Regions from separate parts of the Homo sapiens genome. Here region 2 is linked to region 1. A link is a contact called in ENCODE Hi-C or POLR2A ChIA-PET data. All regions are on one chromosome and are shown on one strand. The core of a region is the stretch at or near the end of the contact, and the rest is flanking DNA. Distances in the headings are between cores, read along the strand shown.

The links. A loop is a pair of places that touch in the nucleus more often than their neighbours do. ChIA-PET counts read pairs that join two places held with the same protein, here RNA polymerase II (POLR2A). Pooled maps may share reads with other maps.
Region 2: a loop to region 1 is called in a map of sciatic nerve, with 2.9 times the contacts of the local background. The contact joins two enhancer-like sites. A Hi-C loop is called at or near these places in 20 of 168 maps with a recorded cell type or tissue (GM23248, HCT116, HL-60/S4 and 15 more) and 2 of 50 pooled maps. POLR2A ChIA-PET finds 5 or more read pairs at or near these places in 3 of 52 experiments (HEK293, PC-9 and WTC11).

The regions. Positions count from the first base shown.
Region 1 is chr1:24,858,672-24,864,335 of GRCh38, reverse strand. LOC105376876 (a long non-coding RNA gene) reads right to left here. Exons shown (of 3, transcript XR_947082.3): 2 at 811-1,148. Among named protein-coding and RNA genes, the nearest start is that of MIR6731, 58 kb to the left of the region's middle. Within about 2 kb of position 2,120, at least 2 of the 41 ENCODE cell types and tissues checked have a DNase peak (open chromatin) inside an H3K27ac peak, as active enhancers do.
Region 2 is chr1:25,219,253-25,224,748 of GRCh38, reverse strand. It overlaps SYF2 (SYF2 pre-mRNA splicing factor), which reads left to right. Exons shown (of 7, transcript NM_015484.5): 7 at 1,318-2,473. The coding sequence ends at 1,483. Among named protein-coding and RNA genes, the nearest start is that of SYF2, 11 kb to the left of the region's middle. Within about 2 kb of position 3,893, at least 2 of the 41 ENCODE cell types and tissues checked have a DNase peak (open chromatin) inside an H3K27ac peak, as active enhancers do.

The sequences.
Region 1 (5,664 bases), core at 871-3,370:
ATGGATGAAAACTCATGTGTGCTTGCTCACACATACACACACATGCACGCACATGCACACACGCACACACATGCAGACACGCATACACACACATGCACACATGTATACACACATGCATGCACACGCACGCTCAAACATATGCACACACACGGAGCTGTTCTGAGGAGAACAGAGGTGGGGAAGAGAACACATAACCTACGAGGTTAAAAACGCCAGCTGGGCCGGGTGCGGTGGCTCACGCCTGTAATCTCAGCACTTTGGGAGGCCAAGGCAGGAGGATAACCTGAGGTCAGGATTTCGAGACCAGCTTGACCAACATGGCAAAACCCCATCTCTACTAAAAATACAAAACAATTAGCTGGGCGGGGTGGTGTGTGCCTCTAATCCCAGCTACTCAGGAAGCTGAGGCAAGAGAATCGCTTGAATTGAAGAGGCAGAGGTTGCAGTGAGCTGAGATTGCGCCACTGCACTCCAGCCTGGGTGACAGAGCGGGACTCTGCCTTGAAAAAAATAAATAAAATAACAACAATGACAACAACAATCCCAGCTGTCCCAAGAAGAGCCCTGTGTGGAGAACCTTCATGGCCGAGGCCAGGGGCAGCAGGGAGACACTGCCACTGGCAGGAGCTGAGCTCCACTCCTGTGGGCTCCCCAGCATCATGGTCACCCTCAGGGAGCACCTGGGCCTCACTGTCTTGTACCCCACCATCCCCTCACATGGGGCCTAGAAGTTAGGCCTGGTACAAGTGTGGTCTCACACATACACACTCACATGCACACGCACACGCACTCATTTACACACACACACACCTCTTTAATGTCTTCTCCTCTGGAGGAATCTTGGCCAACCTCTTTAATGTCTTTTCCTCTGGAGGAATCTTGGCCAACCTCTTTAATGTCTTTTCCTCTGGAGACATCTTGGCCAACCTCCGAAAGGTGGACTGTGACTCCTGTGTTTTCCACAATTGCCAGCCCCTGCCCCTTGGGTGGCAGCAGGAGGCAGTTTCTGGCACACGGGGTGACACTGGGCGCCTGGGTCCGGCCGCGCGCCAAGCTCCTAGTGCAGGGCCTGGTTCAGCGCCTCCAGGAATGGAAGGTTTTCTTTTCAGCATCACTGTGCTCATCCTAGGTAGGGACCTTGGGAGGGCCTGTGGGAAGGGTGGAGAGAAGAAAAGATGGACAGAAGATGCAGGAGGAGGGTGGCCAGGGAGGGAGAGCCCAGGGAACAGTGTCCAGGTCAGCCAGCTCATCAGACACCCAGGCCCACCTCGAGGGACTGGAAGTGGGTCCACTGTAGGGTGAGGCAGGAGCTGGTGGGCAGCCTGTGCCCCTGGCATGGGGCCTGAAGTCACTACAGGTCACCGATACTGGCAGTCAGGAAGGAAAACTGGATGTGGACCCCCTGGGCCCCACGAGGATGGGGTAAGCACACCTACCACTGAGCCTGGGAAAGGGAAATGCGGGTTTGGGAGCCAGGAGGAGACAGAGTTGGCCCAGAAAGATGTCTGGTGTCCACTCAGTCATGCAGGGAAGCTTTGCCCACAGCTGTCAGCCCTCAGCACACCACTGACTACTCCAGGGCTCAATTTCTCGCAGTCTCTGAGACACTGGGGGGTCCCATCTCCCATAGATTTAAGGCTCATTCGAATGCTACTGACTGTCCCTACCCACACGGCCCCTCCCCGCGGCTGCCTCTCCTCCCAGCGCCTCTCCCTCAAGACACTGCCATCAGCAGCTCAGAAGCGGCCAAGAATTTCCACTAATTGCCTCTCCCTGCAAAACAAACAAACCAAAAGGAGTCACAGTTTAAGTGTCTTTTGGTCTGCTGCCTGATCTTCTTTAAGCCCAGCCTGATTTCTTCTAGGTCCAGGTGTACAAAAACGTCACCTTTTCTGACAGTGGAGAAACAGCCACCGAGTTTTCATGCAGGCCACAGGGAGGAGCTTGTTCTGGAGAATAATACAGCAAAGAAGACTGGCGAGTGCAGCCTTGAAACGATTCAAGGCCGTAGCTCGCCCCTCCTAAGCACCTCTCCAAACTGCGGTGCCTCTGTGGGGAGTGTGGCAAAGCTAACAGCAGCTTCTGCCAGAAGGGAGTGCCCGTCTGAGAGCCTGCGGCCACCGTCTAGGACAGGGATGCGGTAAACTCTCTGTTGTCTGAAGGAGGGGCCTGTGGGGAGAGTGACGGGCCTGGTAGCCCCAGAATCTGCCCCCGGTCCACTCCCACCTTCTCCTTTAAGGAATGTGAGCTGCAGGCTTCAAGAGCCCCAGATGTTGGCCACCAGCTTTGAAGCTGCCACCAGCCTTCCCAGGACCAAACTGATGGCCGCGGCCAGGGTAGGAGGAGCCAGCAGCATCCCCCCACCATTTTCTGGAGGAGTCCAGGACAAGTCATATTCTCTAGCCTATGCAAGGTCGCTTGTCTGGCCGGGGTAGCCAGGATGGCCGGGTGCCCATGTGGGTCATGCCAACCTCACGTCCTTCCCCGCCGACCATACTCTGCGTATGGGAGGGGGAGCGATACCACAGAAGTTCTGGCACCTTCCTGATCTCCTTTTGCACTTCCAGGTGTCATGATTTCTGCTCTTGGGGACCTAAAGGTCAGCAGTGTCACCTACAGTGTCCCAGAGAGGGCTGGGTTTCCGTGTGCCTGAATTTCCACGTGCTCTGGACGCCCAGTGGTTCTGAACAGGGTATGGGGCATATCTGGCTGCTGAGATCCCACCGCAGACCTAACAAACAGAATCCTCAATGCCCTGGGCCCGAACAGGACTCCGGGACGCCCCCTAACAATAGCCATGTGAGACACCCTTCTTCTGACACAGCCCCAAGAGCCAACAGACCCAGGATGAAGCCTTATGATGTGTACAGCCTTAAGCAAATGACTGAACCTCTCAGAGCCTGTGCGCTCGTCCCTAAAGTAAAGATAACACTGGCACCTACTCGGTCACGAAGAAAACATGAGCTAACTCAACCCAGGGCTTCACACAGACTAAATGCCTAATAAATGGCAGCTCTTATCATGCTGTTGCTGTGGGGACAGAGAGAGTCCGCTGTGAACGACCACCTTGCCTGCTTTCAGGCTGGAGTCTGTCTGCTCCGCCTTGCTAGCCAAGTCACCCCTGCCGGTCAGGGTTGCCACATATGGGTGTATAGCTTGTGCACTGCACAAAGTGCTAGCACCGGAATTGGGGCCAAAATCCAACGTGACTCCACCGCTGAGCCATGTATGTTGGCATAAGAGGAGTTCTGCAAGGAGCACGTTTTCTCATCTGCCCAGGAGCACCTCGCAAGCAGTGACGGCTGCTGTGAAGCCCGGGCTGGGCTTGCCCCAGCCTCCGCCAGTCCCAGAACCACGGTCAGTGTTTGCCAAGTTCTGTCTCGAGCCCCAGCTCAGCCACCCTGAGAAGGTGGTGGCCAGCATCTGGCTCTCAGTACCTCCCCGACAGGAAACTGCCCAACCCCGCCCCATGCCTCCACCTGGTCCTCGAAGGCTGCAGATTCTTTATGTCTCTGCCCAACATCGCCACTGTCCCTGATGGGGTTTACAGGCCCAGGCCTAGGTGGGAGAGGAAGAAGTTTCAGGTGGGTGGAAGAGAAGAGAATGGCATTCTACTAGAAGCTGGTTTTTAATTTGCATATATAGAAATGCATATATAAGCTGGGTGCAGTCTCTTACGCCTGTAATCCCAGCACTTTGGGAGGCCGAGGCGGGTAGATCACTTGAGCTCAGGAGTTCACGACCAGCCTGGCCAACATGACAAAACCCCGTATCTACTAAAAATACAAAAATTTGCTGGGTGTGGTGGTGGGCGCCTGTAATTCCAGCTACTTGGGAGGCTGAGGCAGGAGAATCGCTTGAACCCAGGAGGCAGAGGTTGCAGTGAGCCGAGATCGCGCCACTGCACTCCAGCCTGGGCGACAAGAATGAATCTCCGTCTAAAAAAAAAAAAAAAGAAATGCACATATATAAATATATTTTTTATTTTTACAATATAATTATATAGAGAGAGTGTGCATGTGAGGGAGAGAAGGAGGACAACTTGAGAAGCTTGAAAATCTATTTATTATTAGATGACATTAGGAAATGATTGGTAGTTTTTTTAGATATTAGATTATGGGGCCGGTTACAGTGACTCATGCCTGTAATCCCAGCACTTTGGGAGGTCGAGGCAGGAGGATTGCTTGAGGCCAGGAGCTTGAGACCAGCCTGGTCAACATGACAAAACCCCGTCTCTACTAAAAATACAAAAAATTAGCTGGGCATGGTGGCATGTATCTTTGGTCCCATCTAGGGAGGCTGAGGCTCAAAAATCACTTGAACCCGTAAGGTAGAGGTTGCAGTAAGCCAAGATCATGCCACTGCGCTCCAGCCTGGGTGTTAGAGCAAAACTAAAAAAATATTATGGGCCAGGCACATTGGTTCACGTCTGTAATCTCAGCACTTTGGGAGGCTGAGGCAGGAGGATTGCTTGAGCCCCGGAGTTCAAGGCCAGCCTGGGCAACATGGTGAAACCTCATCTCTATAAATAAATAAATAAATAAATAAATAAATAAATAAATATGTGTGTGTGTGTGTGTGTGTATTAATTAAAATTAGCTGGGCAGCCGGCATTATGGCGTGCACCTGAGGTCCCATCAAGTTGGGAGGCTGAAGTGGGAGAATCACCTAATCCTAGGAAGTCAAGGCTGCAGTGAGCCGAGATTGTGCCACTTCACCCCAGCCTGGGTGACACAATGTTGAATTAGTGAAATGTCAAAATGTTTACAGCTTACTTTGAAATGTTTTGGAATAGACAGATAAAACAAATACAGCAAGTGTCAGCAGCTATTACATCTGGTTGGTGGCTGCGTGGATACTTGTATGGAGATTTGTTAGATGACTCCTGCACCTTTTCTGTATGTTTGAAAATTTTCATAATGAAAATGTCTACATAATTTCAGGTGAGAAATAGCCTCCAGGGTCACCTCAGTTCTCTTGTTCCCTCCCGACCCTGCACTTCTGTCTTTACCTCCAAGAGGAATGCCCCTGGGCACACCCCTGTCTCCTTTGGGTGTGGGGGCAGGGGTCCTCGCAGGGTGACACATTAGAGCCACTCAGAAGGGTGGGCCATTCACTGCCTCTGATTGTGCCTCCTGGAGCAGGTGACGTTGTCCTGCTCATGTCCCCCTCATCTCCTCAACCTCAGGGATACTCCTTTTGGAGTGTGAAGCTCTACAGAAAGATGTTCCTTGCTTATTTTGTATAATTAAAAAAAGGAGAAAAAGTAGACAAGTCCAACTGTCTGTCCATCAATAGGAAATTGGTGGCAAAATTTCACAGCTATGTGTTAGTACATCCCGACATGCAGGTATGTCCGTGATACTGTGAAGAAAATAGCAACTTGCAAACACTCTGTATGATGTGATGGTTTAAAAAGAAAACATGGGCCAGGTGTGGTGGCTCGTGCCTGTAATCCCAGCACTTTGGGAGGCCAAGGTGGGAGGATCACCTGAGCCTAGGAGGTGGAGGTTGCAGTGAGCCATGATCGCACCACTGTGCTCCAACCTGGGTGACAGAGCAAGATCCTGTCTCAAAAAACAAACAAACAAACAAACAAAAACCTAAAGAAAAGTAAAAAGAAAACACTATATGCATAATCATGATGTATTTCTAAAGAATGAT
Region 2 (5,496 bases), core at 2,644-5,143, 360 kb before region 1:
AAAAATGATCCTTCTTTAAGGATTTTACTTTAACCACTCCCCTGTTTGATTTGAAGAAGCAAGAATGTTGTAGTAAATGTTCCTCGCTTAGGTTTGTGTTTCTTAATACTGATAGAGGCGACTATTAGGTAGAGCAGAATGAAAATATATTTTAGGAGTTAATACATGAAAAGTATTAAGAATAGTGTCTGGGCTGGGCGTGGTGGCTCCTGCCTATAATCCTAGCACTTTGGGAGGCTGAGGCAGAAGGATTGCTTGAGCCCAGGACTTTGAGAACAGCCTGGGCAACATGGCAAAACCCTTTCTCTACAAAAAATATACAGGAATTAGCTGGGCATGGTGGTACGTGCCTGTAGTCCTAGCTACTTGGGAGACTCAGTCAGGAGGATCACTTGAGTCCAAGAAGTGGAGGGTGCAGTGAACTGTGATTGCATCACTGCACTCCAGCTTGGGCGACAGAGCGAGACCCTGTCTCAGGAAAAAAAAAAAGTGTCTGGCACATATTATGTGCTCAGTATTAGCTGTGGTTATTATTTAATATAATTTTTTTTTTTTGAGACGGAGTCTCACTCTATTGCCCAGGCTGGAGCGCAGTGTCACGATCTTGGCTCACCACAACCTCCACCTGCCAGTTTCAAGCGATTCTCTTGCCTCAGCCTCCTGAGTAAATGGGACCACAGGCGTGTACCACCACTCCTGGCTAATTTTTGTATTTTTAGTAGAGACGGGGTTTCGTCATGTTGACCAGGCTGGTCTCAAACTCCTGGCCTCAGGTGATCTACCTGCCTTGGCCTCCCAAAGTGCTGGGGTTACAGGCATGAGCCACTGCGCCTGGCCTATTTAATATTGTTATAGTTATCTTCTTTTTTAGAAAATGTATTCAAAAAAATTTTTTTTATAGTGATGGAGTCTTCCTATGTTGTCCAGGCCCTGGTCTGGAACTCCTGGGCTCAAGTGATCCTCCCAGAGGACCTTTTGGGAGGCCTTGTCCTCCAAAAGTAGTGGGATTACAGGCATGGGATTACAGCCGCCATGCCCAGCCAATAGTTATCTTCTTCAGTACAGTCAAGTTCCCAACAATGAGTCATCGCTCTAGCATTCTGAAGATGAATTTGTATTTACTGGATTTCACAGTTCATATTCTGAGTTGTGCCATTAATTCAGTTTCAACTTTAACTTGATGAAAACTCTCCTGGCTTCCTCTAGCCCTCACAACATGTGCTATTCTAAACGTGATTATATTCCTGTTTGGTTGTGTTTTATTAAGATCAAAAGAGAAGGCAATTTTGAATTTTGTAAATTTTCTTCTTTCCCCAGGATTGAAAAACGAGACAAATATAGCCGGAGACGTCCTTATAATGATGATGCAGATATCGACTACATTAATGAAAGGAATGCCAAATTCAACAAGAAAGCTGAAAGATTCTATGGGAAATACACAGCTGAAATTAAACAGAATTTGGAAAGAGGAACAGCTGTCTAATCCCTTCAAGAACTGTTTATAGAAGCTTGAGAATGGGGTAAAAATTTCTGCTAGCAAAATCAAGTTCTTTTTGAAATTTTATCAGTAATCCAGAATTTAGTAGTCCATGCCTTCTCACTCAGCATTTAGAAATAAAAATGTGGTTTCTTAAACGTATATCCTTTCATGTATATTTCCACATTTTTGTGCTTGGATATAAGATGTATTTCTTGTAGTGAAGTTGTTTTGTAATCTACTTTGTATACATTCTAATTATATTATTTTTCTATGTATTTTAAATGTATATGGCTGTTTAATCTTTGAAGCATTTTGGGCTTAAGATTGCCAGCAGCACACATCAGATGCAGTCATTGTTGCTATCAGTGTGGAATTTGATAGAGTCTAGACTCGGGCCACTTGGAGTTGTGTACTCCAAAGCTAAGGACAGTGATGAGGAAGATGGCAGTGGCCACCGGAGGACTGGAGCAGTCCCTCCTCATGGCGGCCTGTGACCAAGGTCGGGGAGGAGTGGAGCTATCCTTCCATGATCTGATCATGTACAGTTCCCTTTTTAAAAAGCAATAAATGCTTGGGATTAGAATTTCTAACATTTTTAGTCTATCATTTAAAACAAACATTTGTATATATACATTTGTTTATATACATACATGCTTCCATTCTACAAACACTGAAAGAATATTTTATTATGGGAAATTCCATACACCCAATACCCCTGGTGAGTCCCATATACCCAGTACCCTGTTCAACAATCATTAACTCATGGCCAGTCCTGCTTCATCTTTATTTCCATTTACTTTCTTCATGACTCTTATTTTGACGCATATACTAGATATATAATTTCATCTATAATTATTTTAGTATGTATCTCTGAAAGATAAAGACTTAAATGACCACAATACTATTATCACTGCAATAGATTTATTTTTATAAAACTCCAGAGGGAAAGGTTGTTATTTTTTCTCTATGTTGAATTAAATGCTAAATATCTAATTGGGATATTTTAAATTCAAAGAAATCTGAAGCTCAGAAAATTTCAAATATTGGCCGGGTGTGGTGGCTCAACGCCTGTAATCCCAGCACTTTGCGAGGCTGAGTCAGGTGGATCACTTAAGATCAGGAGTTTGAGACCAGTCTGATCAACATGGTGAAGTCCCATCTCTACTAAAAATACAAAAATTAGCTGGGCATGGTGGTGGGTGCCTGTAATCCCTGCACTTTGGGAGGCTGAGGCAGGAGAATTGCTTGAACCTGGGAGGCAGAGGTTGCACTAAGCCGAGATCACGCCACTATACTCCAGACTGGGTAACAGAGCAAGACTCTGTCTCGAAAAAAAATTCAAATACTTCAACTTTAGTATGATGCCACTGGTGATTAATTATTCTCTTTTTAAATTAGTAGCACTTCAGAAAAAATTTCTGTTCTCCTTTTGTTTCCTCTCCTGGCATTTCTTTTCTTTTTTTTTTTTTCATACCCACCTGCAACGTGAAAAAGGACATAACAGAAGGTAATTTATTTTTCTGTAGAGACGGGGTCTCACCATGTTGCCCAGGCTGGTCTCAAACTTGGGCTCGAGCTGTCTTCCTGCCTTGGCCTCCCCAAAGTGCTGGGATTACAGGTATGAGCCACTGAGCCCAGCTCCTCTCCTGGCATTTCTATGTGCATTTAATCACAGATCTATCACAAAGCACTGATGCCTCTGAAAATACTTTGACTATGTTTCAATCTTTTTATTCCCATTTCCATTACCTTAGGTCTTTGATCCTGAATATCGCAATAGCCTTAAAAAACACCTTAAAAATATTGTTGAATAGAATATGGCAATGTATTTAAAGGAACAATTCACTGTGACTCAGCAGGGTTTGTTCTAAGAATGCAAGAATAGTGTTTTAGACTATGAATTGCCTGGTTTAATTTAATTTTTTTTGAGAGAGTCTCGCACTGTTGCCCAGGCTGCAATGCAGTGGCAGGATCTCAGCTCACTGCAACCTCCGCCTCCCAGATTCAAGTGATTCTCCTGCCTCAGCCTCCTGAGTAGCTGGGACTACAGGCTTGCACCACCACGCCTGGCTAATTTTTCTATTTTTAGTAGAGACGGGGTTTCACCATGTTGGTCAGGCTGGTCTTGAACTCCTGACCTTGTCATCTACCTGCCTCGGCCTAATTTAATTCTTTATTACCAACCAGCACGCAGATTTTTTTTGTGAATTTGTTGTAATATTTCCAGGTAAACGCTTAGTTCCCCAGGCTGACTTACTATTATAGGTGGTCAGATGTTATAATTCTGGCTAATAGGACACACGCTAAATTTATCTTGAGAAACCTTTTCTTTCCTGATATGGGAGGAGGTGCTGCTCCTCCCTTTCTCCTGCCTTCCTTGTTGGATCACATCCAGGAGGCCTGGAGTTGCAGAAGCCCTTTTGTGTCATGAAGTAGCAAGCATGAGGGCGAAAGTCAGCATGAAGAGGAGAGTGGAGTAAAGCTTGTGTTGCAGTGCTGAGCATCTGCACCTAGATGCTCACCTCTTTTACCCTTACTTGCTGTTGAATAAATTTATTAGGTTGGTGCAAAAGTAATTGCAGTTTTTGCCATTACTATTTTTTTTTTTTTTTTTTTGAGGTGGAGTCTTGCTGTGTCACCTAGGCTGGAGTGCAGTGGCACGATCTCGGCTCACTGCAACCTCCGCCTCCCGGGTTCTGGCAGTTCTCCCGTTTCAGCCTCCCAAGTAGCTGGGATTGCAGGCACCTGCCACCATACCTGGCTAATTTTTGTATTTTTAGTAGGGATGGGGTTTCCCCGTGTTGACCAGGCTGGTCTCAAACTCCTGACCTCATGTTATCCACCAGCTCAGCCTCCCAAAGTGCTGGGATTACAGGTGTGAGCCACCGTGCCCGGCGTTTGCCATTACTTTCAATAGCAAAAACAGCAGTTACTTTTGTGGTAGCCTACCCATGGGTGGTTCAATTTCAGGGCAAATGTCAACAAATTAAATGTAAATGAAAGCAAACATCAATAGTTTTTCTCCACTCTAGAAGTAAGTACCTAGAAATGGAGAAGGGGAGGAAATAAATAGTCCAGTTATAATAGCAACAAAAATGATATTTAGGCACAAATTTAGTGAGAAACCACAGGATCTATGTGAAGAAGATTATAAAATCTGATTGAGAGAGTAAACAGGGCTGGGCGCAGTGACTCACACCTGTAATCCCAGCACACTGGGAGGCTGATGTGGGCGGATCACCTGAGGTCAGGAGTTCAAGACCAGCCTGGCCAACATGGCGAAACCCTGTATCTACTAAAAATACAAAAATTAGCCAGGTGTGGTGACACACACCTGTAATCCCAGCTACTCGAGAGGCTGAGGCAGGAGAATCGCTTGAACTCTGCCGGGAGGCAGAGATTGCAGTGAGTTGAGATTGCGCCACTGCGCTCTAGCCTGGGTGACAGTGAGACTCGGCTCAAGAACAAAAACAAAAACAGAGTAAATAGGAGACTTCTGCATCAAACCAAGATGGACTAACAAAGAATGGGTTTACCTTCCCAGTGGAACAACCAAAAAAAAAGAAAAAAGGATGGCATATATAAAACAGCAGTTTTCAAGATACTGGAAATGAGACATAGAAGAGTGATGCCCAAGGGAAAGCCAGCTATGTTCGCCCCAGCTTACTGTCTTTGGAGAACTTTCAGGCTGTGTAGGCTGTGGTGTGTGGAGAGAGAACCCAGAGGAGCCCAGAAGACTCCCTTAGTTTAGGAGCTAGAGCTGAAAGTCTAGAGGGACCAAGGCAAGAGCTTGTAGTACAGAGCACTGGGGAGAAGAGAGCTACAATGTCTGTAGAGGGTCCCCTCAAATACCAGGCAGAGTACTGATCAGCATGTGTATGCAAGGAACTCCTAGAGGTGAGGGAAAGAACCACCTGGAAAGATTAGAGGGGACAGACAGTACTTGGCACTCACGGCCAGGAATAGTGCTTTTCCCACCAGCCAGAATGGAAAATACGGTGATGATAATACTAACC